Linked DNA regions of Homo sapiens: region 1 is linked to region 2. A link is a loop called in an ENCODE intact Hi-C map of the cell type or tissue named here. Cell type or tissue: HepG2. All regions are shown on one strand. Links, peaks and the distances in the headings refer to the core of each region. The heading gives the core; the rest is flanking DNA.

What was found. Hi-C counts contacts between places; a loop is a spot of excess contacts. Peaks named below come from ENCODE experiments on the same cell type or tissue, not always from the same donor. Only the 100,000 strongest peaks of a DNase experiment are listed, where the experiment ranks them.
Region 1: a loop joins it to region 2, with 2.4 times the contacts of the local background. A loop is called at or near these places in 9 of 110 quality-filtered maps.

What each region holds. Positions count from the first base shown.
Region 1 is chr5:145,978,482-145,983,868 of GRCh38, reverse strand. The region is part of intron 2 of SH3RF2 (SH3 domain containing ring finger 2); the gene reads right to left. All of the region lies in intron 3 of LOC107986458 (a long non-coding RNA gene), which reads left to right. Among named protein-coding and RNA genes, the nearest start is that of SH3RF2, 45 kb to the right of the region's middle. RefSeq lists an enhancer at 4,229-4,523. In HepG2, for the core only: a CTCF peak has its summit at 2,935 (motif pointing right); DNase peaks (open chromatin) are centred at 1,798 and 4,408; H3K4me3 peaks cover 968 bases.
Region 2 is chr5:146,022,211-146,027,597 of GRCh38, reverse strand. The region is part of intron 5 of SH3RF2 (SH3 domain containing ring finger 2); the gene reads right to left. All of the region lies in intron 1 of LOC107986458 (a long non-coding RNA gene), which reads left to right. Among named protein-coding and RNA genes, the nearest start is that of PLAC8L1, 81 kb to the left of the region's middle. RefSeq lists enhancers at 1-760, 761-1,556. In HepG2, for the core only: no CTCF peak of the experiment used is centred there; a DNase peak (open chromatin) is centred at 2,407.

The DNA.
Region 1 (5,387 bases), core at 81-5,080, 44 kb after region 2:
TTATTTAAAACATGCCTTGAGCTATATCTACATCCCAGTTTTTCCAGTGGGTACTTGCCTTGGAGACTCTCGCTTATTGAAGACTTTTTCTTTCCAACATGCCCTCTGTACTGAGTGTATAATCACCACTGCAGGCAACCATGATGAGTGACAAAAAGTGCCAGCTGGCAGCTCCAGCAAAGGGAACAGGAGAGAGCAAGGAGGTATCTTTTTCTGCCTATTCAGAACATTGAAACCCAATTTATCGCTGGCCTCATGAGCCAAAGAAAGCAGCTCTCAGCAGCTGTTGATCTGAGAGGCTCCAATCTCATTTCCATGAGCTGGGTGTCATTGACACTCATCTGGCTTGTCTGGGAATGAATTGGCATGAAGGAGTCTTCCTCTTTTCATCCCTGAGGATTTGGGTGGGCCTGTTACAAATGGCAGAAAGAGTTATATGGTCACTCTTTTGAAAATAATGCCAAAGACTTTCTTGTTTTTGTTGTGGGTGGACATTCCTTAATAACTACTGCCTGGGGGGTTCTACTCTTCTCATTGCTTTCACCCTCACTCAGTAAATGCTGGTTTTCGCCCTCACTCAGTAAATGCTGGTAAGTCAGCTCTCAAAAAAAAAAAAAAAAAGGCTCTGGTTTGTAGCATTTGCCAATTTCCCTGGTATAAATACTCCTATTTTGGCTACCAACAGACATTGCTGAATGTGAAGTTGGGAAGAGATGTGCCCTATTGCCTGCTAAGAGCTGGTAGAAGCTGGCTCCAAAACACCACTACATAGCTCTCTAATTCACACTTGCTCCAGAGTGAAAGACTGCTTCTGGCTAGCACCATTGCCTTTCTACAACTGGGATTTTAGGATACAGTGTATTCTTTTGCATCTGCTATGTCACTGGGCTCTAATCATGACATTGCGGGGTATTATTATGCCTATTTGGTGGATCTAGAATTCTTAAGATCTAGAATAGGTCTTAAGAATATTCTTTCTACACTCCACCCTCTCCCTCTCCTGCCCAATCGCTACTTATCTTTTAGGTCTCAGCTTAAATATCACATTCCTGAATGTCCATGTCAGGGTCAGGTTTCCATGTGCTTTTATGATGCTCTCACATGCTCTCATGGTGGAATTTGACCAGTGGTGTTGAAGTGGCTTGCTTATTTATCTGCCTCCTTCACTGACTGTAAACTTTGTGAGGACAGAAACTTCTACCCAGCCCACCACTGATCTCAGTGCCTAGTGCAGTGTCTGGCCCAATAAGTATTGTGAGAAGGAATGAATCCATGAATGATAGTCTCCTAATTTCAAAGTTTCCAAATATGTCCTACCAGAACCCCCAAATATCAATTTCTTCATAGATTGGTTAAGGTTTTCAAGAACCAGGGGAGGCTCCTGCTAGAGTGCATGGTCAGCCAGACTTCTCTGTGGGCTGGGTGCAAGTGCTTGCCTCCTCTCGACATGGATCCTCGGCTTTGCCAAGTGTCACAGAAGCAAGCTGAGAAACCTGTTTGGTGTGCTATGAAATGTGCTCATTACATGCATGCCAAGACAAAGACATAGTCAGGAAGAAGCCTCCAGGAGCACCTGCATCTTGATGAGAGGATGAATGTTTATGAATATCCTGGAACCAGCATGTCCTATAATCACTGCAGGACTGAGCCTTATGGATTAGCATGAATTCCCTCAATTTTCCTCCTAGGAGGCTAGGAAAGGGTCGGGCTGCTTTGCATGCTGGGGAGCTGCTGACCTTTTGTCACCACAGAATGTCATACATACCTGAGGCACTCATGCAAATACTTAATCATCTTCTGTAAACACAGCCACTGCCACTTAAAACAGGCAGAAGTAGAGTCTACCACACATTAGTTACTTCCCTTACATTATGTAAGCCTGCAATATAGACTAGTAATGCAGATTTCAGGGTGTTCAGCTTTGTTCTTGAGTGCATATGAGAAAAAATAATTTAACAATTATCAGAGGATCCTGTGATGCCTCTAGAAGCACTGCTGCTCAATAAAACTATCTGCCATGGTGGAAATGTGCTATTCTATGCTGTCCAATACAGCAGCCACTGCCCATCTGTGGTTATTGAACATGTGCCATGTGCTAGTGTGACTGAGGAACTGAATTTCAAATTCTATTTACTTTTAATTATTTAAATTTGAAGAGCTGCATGTGGCTAGTGTCTACTGTGTTAGACAGCATAGTTCAAGATCTAACTATCACTTACAAGAAACACAGAGACTGGTGAACATGTTAAATGACAACACAGGGATGCAATAGGAAAAACTCAGAAAGTGGGAAACTACGAGGCAAATGACCCAATCTCTCTAATAAATAAACTGCATGGGAAAAAGGAAGAGGAGGTGTGCGTGTGGGGGAACCTAGAGCTTAAGAGATTTAGGAAGTTTATCAGCCAACTGCAATGTGTGGATCTTGGTGAATCCTGATTCAAACAAACCATCAAAAAATTATGAGACTGTCTGGGTGCAGTGGCTCATGCCTGCAATTCCAGTACTTTGGGAGACTCAGGTGGGAGGATCACTTAAACCCAGGAATTCAAGACCAGCCTGGGCAACATGGTGAGACCCTGTCTCTACAAAAAATAGCCAAAAAAATTAGCTGGGTGTAGTGGCATATGCTTGTAGTGTTAGCTAATTGGGAGGCTGAGGTGGGAGGATCACCTGAGCTCAGGAAGTCAAGGCTGCAGTGAGCTATAATCATGCCACTGCACTCCAGCCTGGGTGACAAAGCAAGACCCTGCCTCAAAAAAAGAAAAAAGAAAAAAAATTGAGGAAATTTAGACACTGACTGCATATGCGATGACATCAAGAAATGTTTAGATGTGATAATGATGTTGAGGTTATGCTAAAAAATAGAATCTTCATTTTCTAGAGGCAGCTCCTGACATATTTACCAATGAAAGAGTATGATGTGTGGACTTTGCCTCAGTTTCATCCAGTAGGGGGAGGAAGTGAATGGGATATAGATGCAATAAGATTGACCTTATGTTGATAATTGTGGAGGCTGGGCGATAGGTATATAAGCATTCATTATTATTATTTTCTCTATTTTTATATTTAGAAATACTTATAATAAGTTTGAAAAATCAAATCATCAGAGTAATCCTAATGTTGGTGTAAGAGTATGGGCAAAAAGGCACCTTCCTTGAATATTGGGAGCTTAAAATTTCACAGTGAGGAGTAACTAGGTACATTGGTCAAGATTTACATTACGTGTTTTCTTTGCCTTACAAATCCTAAAAATCCTAGTTTTAGGAATTTCTCCCATAGACATATGCTAGAATCTATGTAAAAGATTGTGAAGTGCAGGATCATTTATAATAGTGAAGAATTAGAAATAGCCTAAGTATCCTTCTGTTGTGGATTAAATAAATGATAGCAAGTAACTACTGTGGAATGCTAAGCAGCTTTAGAGAGAATGAGATAGATTGGGGTGGACTGTCATGGGAAAGATTCATGATCTAGTCTCAGGTTAAAAAGAAAAGCAATTTGCAAAAAAATATGTACACCCTGATCTAATACAAAATACATATGTGTATGTGTACACAAAGATAAAGCCTGGAAAAACATACACCTAATTAATTTGGGGAGGGGAGGAACTTACAACTGCCTCGTTACGTGTGGGTGTCAATTAGCTTCAACTCTTGTCGTTTGTTACTATGAATAATCAACAGCTGGTCCTCCCATCAGGTACCCTGGCCTTTCTCCTAGAAGAAAATGTATGTGTCTTCTGGGGCTGAGAGGTTTCATCCAACACAAACTGTTCATCCCTACTTCCAAAGTAGGGCACGTTTCAGAAGTTTATTTATCTTATGATAATAGCTCCCAATTACTGAGCATTGCCCCGTGCTGAGCATTGGGCTAATGTCTCTGTCACCTCACGGGCTCTGGAATAAATTCAGGTTCTCCCACTTGCTACTGTATCACTTTGGACTAGTTACTTCAGCTCAACTTCCTCATGTATAAAATGGAAGGAATATCAGTACCTATTGTATGGTTTTGAGAAGTCAGTGAATAATGCATAGTAAGTGCCTGGTGGATAGATATAAATACTCAATAAAAGTCCACTATCATTTTCTCACTTCAACCTTCCAACAATCCCTATGAGGTAAACGCTATTATTCATCCATTTGACAGATAAGGAAATTGAGTCTTAGAGACAATGGTGTGCTGGAGCCAGCTTCCATGGGCTTGTGAAAGCCAATTGTTAAATTTTCAAAAGTTTTTTGAGTTGGCCGACATCATGTTGATAGTTTGAAAGTAGCCATGATGGGGTATTTCTGCCATGAAAATGAGCGAACCCATTTCCCCCACAGAGCTGCTTGTTAAACATTTACCAGCACACCACTACTTAGAGCAGTAAGATAACTTATCTGAGGCCCCATGGCTGGTGAGTGGCAGAGCCTAGTTCTAGCTAATTCCAAAGGTCTTGTTTGGATATTTGTAGATATGCTTTGTTTGAACAAATCCCTCTTTAAAAGTAACTCTTATCTCCTGGAAAGGCTGTTTAACATCATGTCCCTTGACACTGATTCTCAGATTTTTAGGGTGCATTGGAATCACTTGGAGGGCTTGTTGCAATAAATTGCTGGGCCCTACCCCAAGAGTTTCTTCTGTAGTAGGTCTGGGGTGGGGCCCAAGAATTTGTGTTTCTAGCCAGTTCCCCCAGGTGATGGTAATCCTGCTGGTCTGGGGACCACACTTTGGGAACTATTGTTCTAGCGCAAAATCAGAAATTTTGTGCTATAAACCTTGCCATAATCTTACTTAGGGCCAGGACTTTAATCAGTTCTTTTCCAACAGAATTTAGATTCTAGGCCCTGAGTTTTTCACAGGTGACCATTTGGTAGGATATCTGTGTTCCCAGAAGTATGAGCACAGGAAAACAGGAACCCAATCTTGGTGCCTGTTTCTCCAGTTGGCCCCCATTTAGCTCTGGCAGATATCCCAGGAGCCAGGGCCTCTCCCCACACACAGCAGGAGGCAAATGAAAAAAAGGAAGATTTCAAAGTCTATCTTTAAAACCTGGCAGAAACCTGCCCTATAATTACCCTAAGTGAACTAGTTACAACTTCTCTCGTATTGATGTAGGATTATTATGAGATTGTTCACACAGTCTGGTGGAATTCAACTAATGAATTTAGAGGTGTTTTTTTTCTTTTTTTTTTTTTCCTTAAAACCACCCTCCTAACTAACTCCTGCCTCCTAAATATTGTAGAAAACAAAACCAGGAAGGAAAATGAGGTAAACCCTGAATTAATGTTCTCAATCAGAAAATGTTTATTTACTGAAATGATTGCTGCTTTTGGAAGTACAACTTGCTAAGTCTGGTTTTCTAACTTAAGTATTTCATTTTTCAAAAACACTTAGATGGG
Region 2 (5,387 bases), core at 63-5,062:
ACGCTTAATACCTTGTAATCAAGTATGTTAATAATTTGTTTAGTTTTTGTCTTCCCTGCTAGCTTGGAGGTTCCATGGCTGTAGCAACCATGTCTGTCTTGTTCACTGTATCACCTGTGCCCAGCTCAGTGCCTGGTGGGCATTCGACAACTCTGTTGACTGGTTCACTGACAGGCTGTGAGGGGCTTTGGCAACTAGGATTCACAATGGGCTTTGGACGCTTGCCAGGTGAGGACAGCATTCCCAGAAAAAACTGCGAGGTGTGTATAGGAAATGGTGGACAGATGACTGGCTCTGCCTCAGTCTCTATCTTTGACTTTTTTATCCAAAGTCTTTTTTTTCCTGCATTCATTTTTGGCTTCTCTCACATGGGTTCACACGGAATTACAGTATGAACTAAGCAAGTGCAATTGTCCCAAGAGTCACACTCCTTCCCTAATTCTGGAATTGTCACTGCTTATCAAGAAAGCAAAGGGGCTTTTGGAAGCCTTTGCACTTCAAAGCAGGCTCCAACAGATCATCTCTGAAGCATGTGGCTGATCAAGCTCATTCTCAGTAGGGCCTGTTTGTATAGGCTGGCCCTGGGGCAGTGGGGATGGGAGATGGTTTTAGCTTCCTGGCTTGACCCAATGATAATAATAACAACAGAGTGAACATTTATTGAGCCATTTACCACTCCTAAACCCTGGCCATTATCTCATGTATAAGCATTGCCTTGTTTTATCCTCGCAGCCATCTTATGAAAATTACCATCATTAGTCCCATTTTACAGATATAAAAACTGAGGCTCAGACGGAGTAAAGTATCTTGCCCAAGGTTATACTGTTTGGTAAGAAGCAGTGTGAGTTCCGTCCTAGATCTAGCTGACCCCAAAGCCCATATTTTTATTTCCTTACTATACTGCCTGTGCTGAGAAGCTCTTTGCCTCAGAGAATAGCTCTACCCAATACCTGCGGGGCCTGACAAAACTTTGCACCAGACAGAAAGAAAACAGGTCTGTTGTGTAAATGTGTGCTCCCGCAGAAGACAGGAAGAATCACAACAATAACCATGATTCATTAAATAATAGAAACAGCTCTTTCCCTGTGTTACCTATCTTCAGAGTGTGCTGTTAGCCAATTAACGCACATAATACTCTGCCAAGCCACTTTTGTCATTCCAATGAGAAAACTGGGACCCAGACAGGCAAAACCCTTTGTCCAGGGCTATACAGTTAACTGTGGGAGTGCTAGGATCACATTCTTTGAGGCCTCGCTCGTGATGTATCTATCACCTTTCTTGTGCAAATAAAGGTTACTGCCACCTGGGACTATGTGGCTCAAAGATGTTATATATTGTAGGGACTATTAGTTATATTTTAAATTATAATTCATGTGTTTATTTAATTTTTGGGGGAAGACCTTGAGTCTGTTAAGGAAGTACCTTTTCCTGCCAGTGTTTTACATATAAGAGGCAAGATCACCCCCTCCTCCATATCTGTTAGTAGTTGTGAAAAACTATACCTTAAAACATTCAGATTGGAATGATCATTTAGATTTTAAAACGTTTGGCCCATTCCCTGTGTTAATTCAGGGTTCTCCCCAGTCACACAAATGACAGATTCTAAAAGCTCCCCTTGGAGGAAAGAGGGGGAAGGTAATAGCAATGGCTGCAGCTTGAGTTATTGCTACCATTGCCAAGACCCTGCATGGAAGGAGTTATCCCAGTTTGCAGATGAGTACACTGAGGCTTATTGGGGTTAGATACTTAATTTCAATGTCATTTAGTTACCAGATGGCAAAGCCATGACAAGAAGCTTTGCCTGACTCAAAACCTTTTTGTTTGTACTAAGCTACCTTCCTCTGTAGAATAAATACAAACCAAACCAAACACAATAAAAACAACAACAGAATCCATAGATTCCACTTCAGCATTGGCAGTATTTAGTTTCCAGCAGTCTATGCGGTAGGAGAGATTTCTCATTGTACTTCCTTAAATCCTTCATGTTTTGATTTATGTTCCTTTTCTCTTCAGAACACAGGAAAATAAAACTGGTATAGAAATGCAAGTTTGGAAAAACAAAGTCATCATTCAACCCCACATCAATCTTTTCTTCTCCAAGCTGAACAAACTTGGGCCTCTTTCTCCTGATCTTGGCTCAAGTGTGGGAACCAGACCTCAGGAAGGCAAGGGAGGGAACATGTGGGCCAAGGAGGCCTGGACTGGGGGCCAGCCTACGGCAGTGGCAAGGATGTAAACAAGGCGACTGCACAGGCAGGCAGTAAGATTAGCCCAGCTGGCAGTGGCCAGTGGAAAAAGGGGTGGCTGTTCAGTGATGGCAAACATGCCATGCGGGAAGGTGGTGAGAAATGAATCTTGTCTTTGAGCTAGGGGAATGCCCAGGAACAAATGAGAGAGACAGAGAGAGAGGTTAAGAATATGAACTTTGGACTCCCCAATATATGCTGAGGGATTATGATGTGTAGGTGTGGAGATCAATAGTGAGATAAAGCTCACAGTGCTGTGTCTTACAAATAGCTCAATATTATGGAAGAATTGTGGCATAAAAAAATTCAGGAGTGACAGATTTGGAACACCATCATTTTGCAACCCCTAATGAAATAATGTTCAAACCACCCGGTAAAAGGCTAATGGGGACCCATTTAATGGATGGAGCAGGCTGACACTTGAATAGAATCAATTTTAATACAAAAAGGGAGGCAGTTAGGCATTATGTGCTTCCTGATGTGTTGCTATAAAAAGTACTTAATTTTTAACATGAGTGTAAATATAACAAAATGGGAAAAAATAGTCTTTTTCAGTAAATGATGCTGGAACAACTTCATATCTACAGGTAGAAGAATGCATCTGGATCCCTATCTCACAACATACATAGAAATTAACTCCAGCTGGATCATAAAATCTAAACATTAGAGTAAAAACTGTAAGCTCTTAGAAAAAAATGCAGTGATAAATACTTATGAATTTGAATTAGACACTGGTTTTTAGATATGACAACAAAAGCACAAGCAACAAAGGAAAGAGTAGATGTGATGAAAAGCTTTTGTGCTTCAAAGGACACACCTAGAAAGTGAAAAGGCAACACGCAGAATGAAAGAAAAAATTGCAAGTCATATAACTGATACGGGACTTGAATCTAGAATATGTAAAGAACTCTTACAACTCAATAATAATAAGGAAACCCGATGATAAAATGGGCAAAGGATATAAAAAAACAGTTCTCCAAAGAACACATGCACTATAAACGCATGAACAGATGCTCTTATTAGCCATGAGGGAAATGCAAATCAAAACCACAATAGGATAACATTCACACCCAATTGGATGGCTGCAATAAAAAAGATTGATAATAAAACAAGTGTTGGCGAAGATGTGGGGAAATTGCAACCTGCATACACCAAGCCTGGGAATGTACAATGGTGCAATCACTTTTGAAAATCATTGGCAGTTCCTTAAACACAGAGTTACTATATGATCTAACAGTTCCACTTCTAGGTATATAATCAGATGAAAGCATATGTCTACAAATGTTCCATAGCAGCATTATTCAAAATAGCCAAAAAGTAAAAACAACCCAAACGCTCATTCATTGATGAGTGGATAAACAAAATGTGGTATATTCATACAATAGAATGTTATTTGCCATAAAAAGGAATGAGTACTAATACATACCGCAACATGAGTAAACCTAAAAACATATTCAGCGAAAGAAACCAGCCACAAAGATCCAAATATTCGAATACTGTGTGCTTCCACTTATAGAAAACATCCAGAATAGGCAAATCTATAAAGACAGAAAGTAACTTAATGGTTTCCTAGGGCTGGGGTTAAAGGAAATGGTAGTTTGGGAGGTGATGGCTAAGAGGTGTGGGATTTCTTTTTGGAGTAAAGGAAATGTTTAAAATTGACTATGGTGATGAATGCTCAACTGTGTAAATATATTAAAAGCCATTGAATTGTACACTTAAAAAAACTCAAACCAAACTAAAAAACAAGTACTTAGTACTGCCTATGAAGTATTCTTGACAAAAAATTGAGCCCGAAGCTTTCAAGCCTCTAGTTCTATCAGCTTACAGAAAGTATGGGGGAGGCCAGCCTCAGTGGCTCACACCTGTAATCCCAGTACTTTGGGAGGCCGAGGCGGGTGGATTACTTGAGTCCAGGAGTTTGAGACCAGCCTGGCCAACATGGTGAAACCCTGTTTCTACTAACAATACAAAAATTAGGCAGGTGTGGTGGTGCATGCCTTTAATCCCACCTTCTTGGATGGCTGAGGTGGGAGGACCACTTGAACCTGGGAGGCGGAGGTCGCAGTGAGCCAAGATCATGCCACTACACTCCAGCCTGGGTGGCAGAGTGAGACTCTGTCTAAAAAAAGAAAAAAGAAAAAAGAAAAAAAGAATGTATGGGCTAGAGAGGAATGTATTATCACTGCAAAAATGCAACCAGTAATATCCAGAATTTGGAAAATTCAAAAGGGCAAGTGACTTTGTTTTTTTAATGTATAGATGGTTAAGGGAGAAGGAGGGATATGTAGAATAAAGAAATTTAAGAGCCATATTAACTCAATGCAATGTGTTTAATTCATTTTGTTCCCATTTGAACAAACACTAAGAACATTCATAAGGCAAATATAAAAATTTGAACACTGAATATTTAATGTTTTTAAGGAATTGTGTGTGTGTGTGTGTGTGTGTGTGTGTGTGTGTGTGTGTGTGTGTGTTTAGATGGAGCCTTGCTCTGTGTCACTCAGGCTGCAGTGCACCGGCAAGATCTCGGCTCACTGCAACCTCTGCCTCCTGGTTCAAGCCATTCTCCTGCCTCAGCTTCCCAAGTAGCTGGGACTACAGGCATGCGCCACCACACCTGGCTAATTTTTGTATTTTTAGTAGAGACGGGGTTTCTCCATGTTGGCCAGGCTGGTCTTGAACTCCTGACCTCAAGTATCTGCCTGCCTCAGCCACCCAAAGTGCTGGGATTACAGGCATGAGCCACCGTGCCTGGCCTGTTGTTCATTTTTTAGTGTGTGATAATGGAATCATGGTTATGTTAAAAATATTTTTAAAGAGACACTTGCTGACATTTTTCTGGACGAAATGATATGATGTCTGGACTTTGCTTTAAAATAATCCAAGAGGCAAGGTGGGCAGATCACTTGAGTCAGGAGTTTAAGACAAACCTGGCCAACATGGTGAAACCTAGTCTCTCTTCATAATACAAAAATTAGCTGGGCGTGGTGGTGCCCACCTGTAGTCCCAACTACTCGGGAGGCTGAGGCAGGAGAATCGCTTGAACCTGGGAGGCAGAGGTTGCAATGAGCCAAGATCATGCCACTGCACTTCAGCCGGGGCAACAGAGTGACACTTTATCTAAAATAAATAAATAAA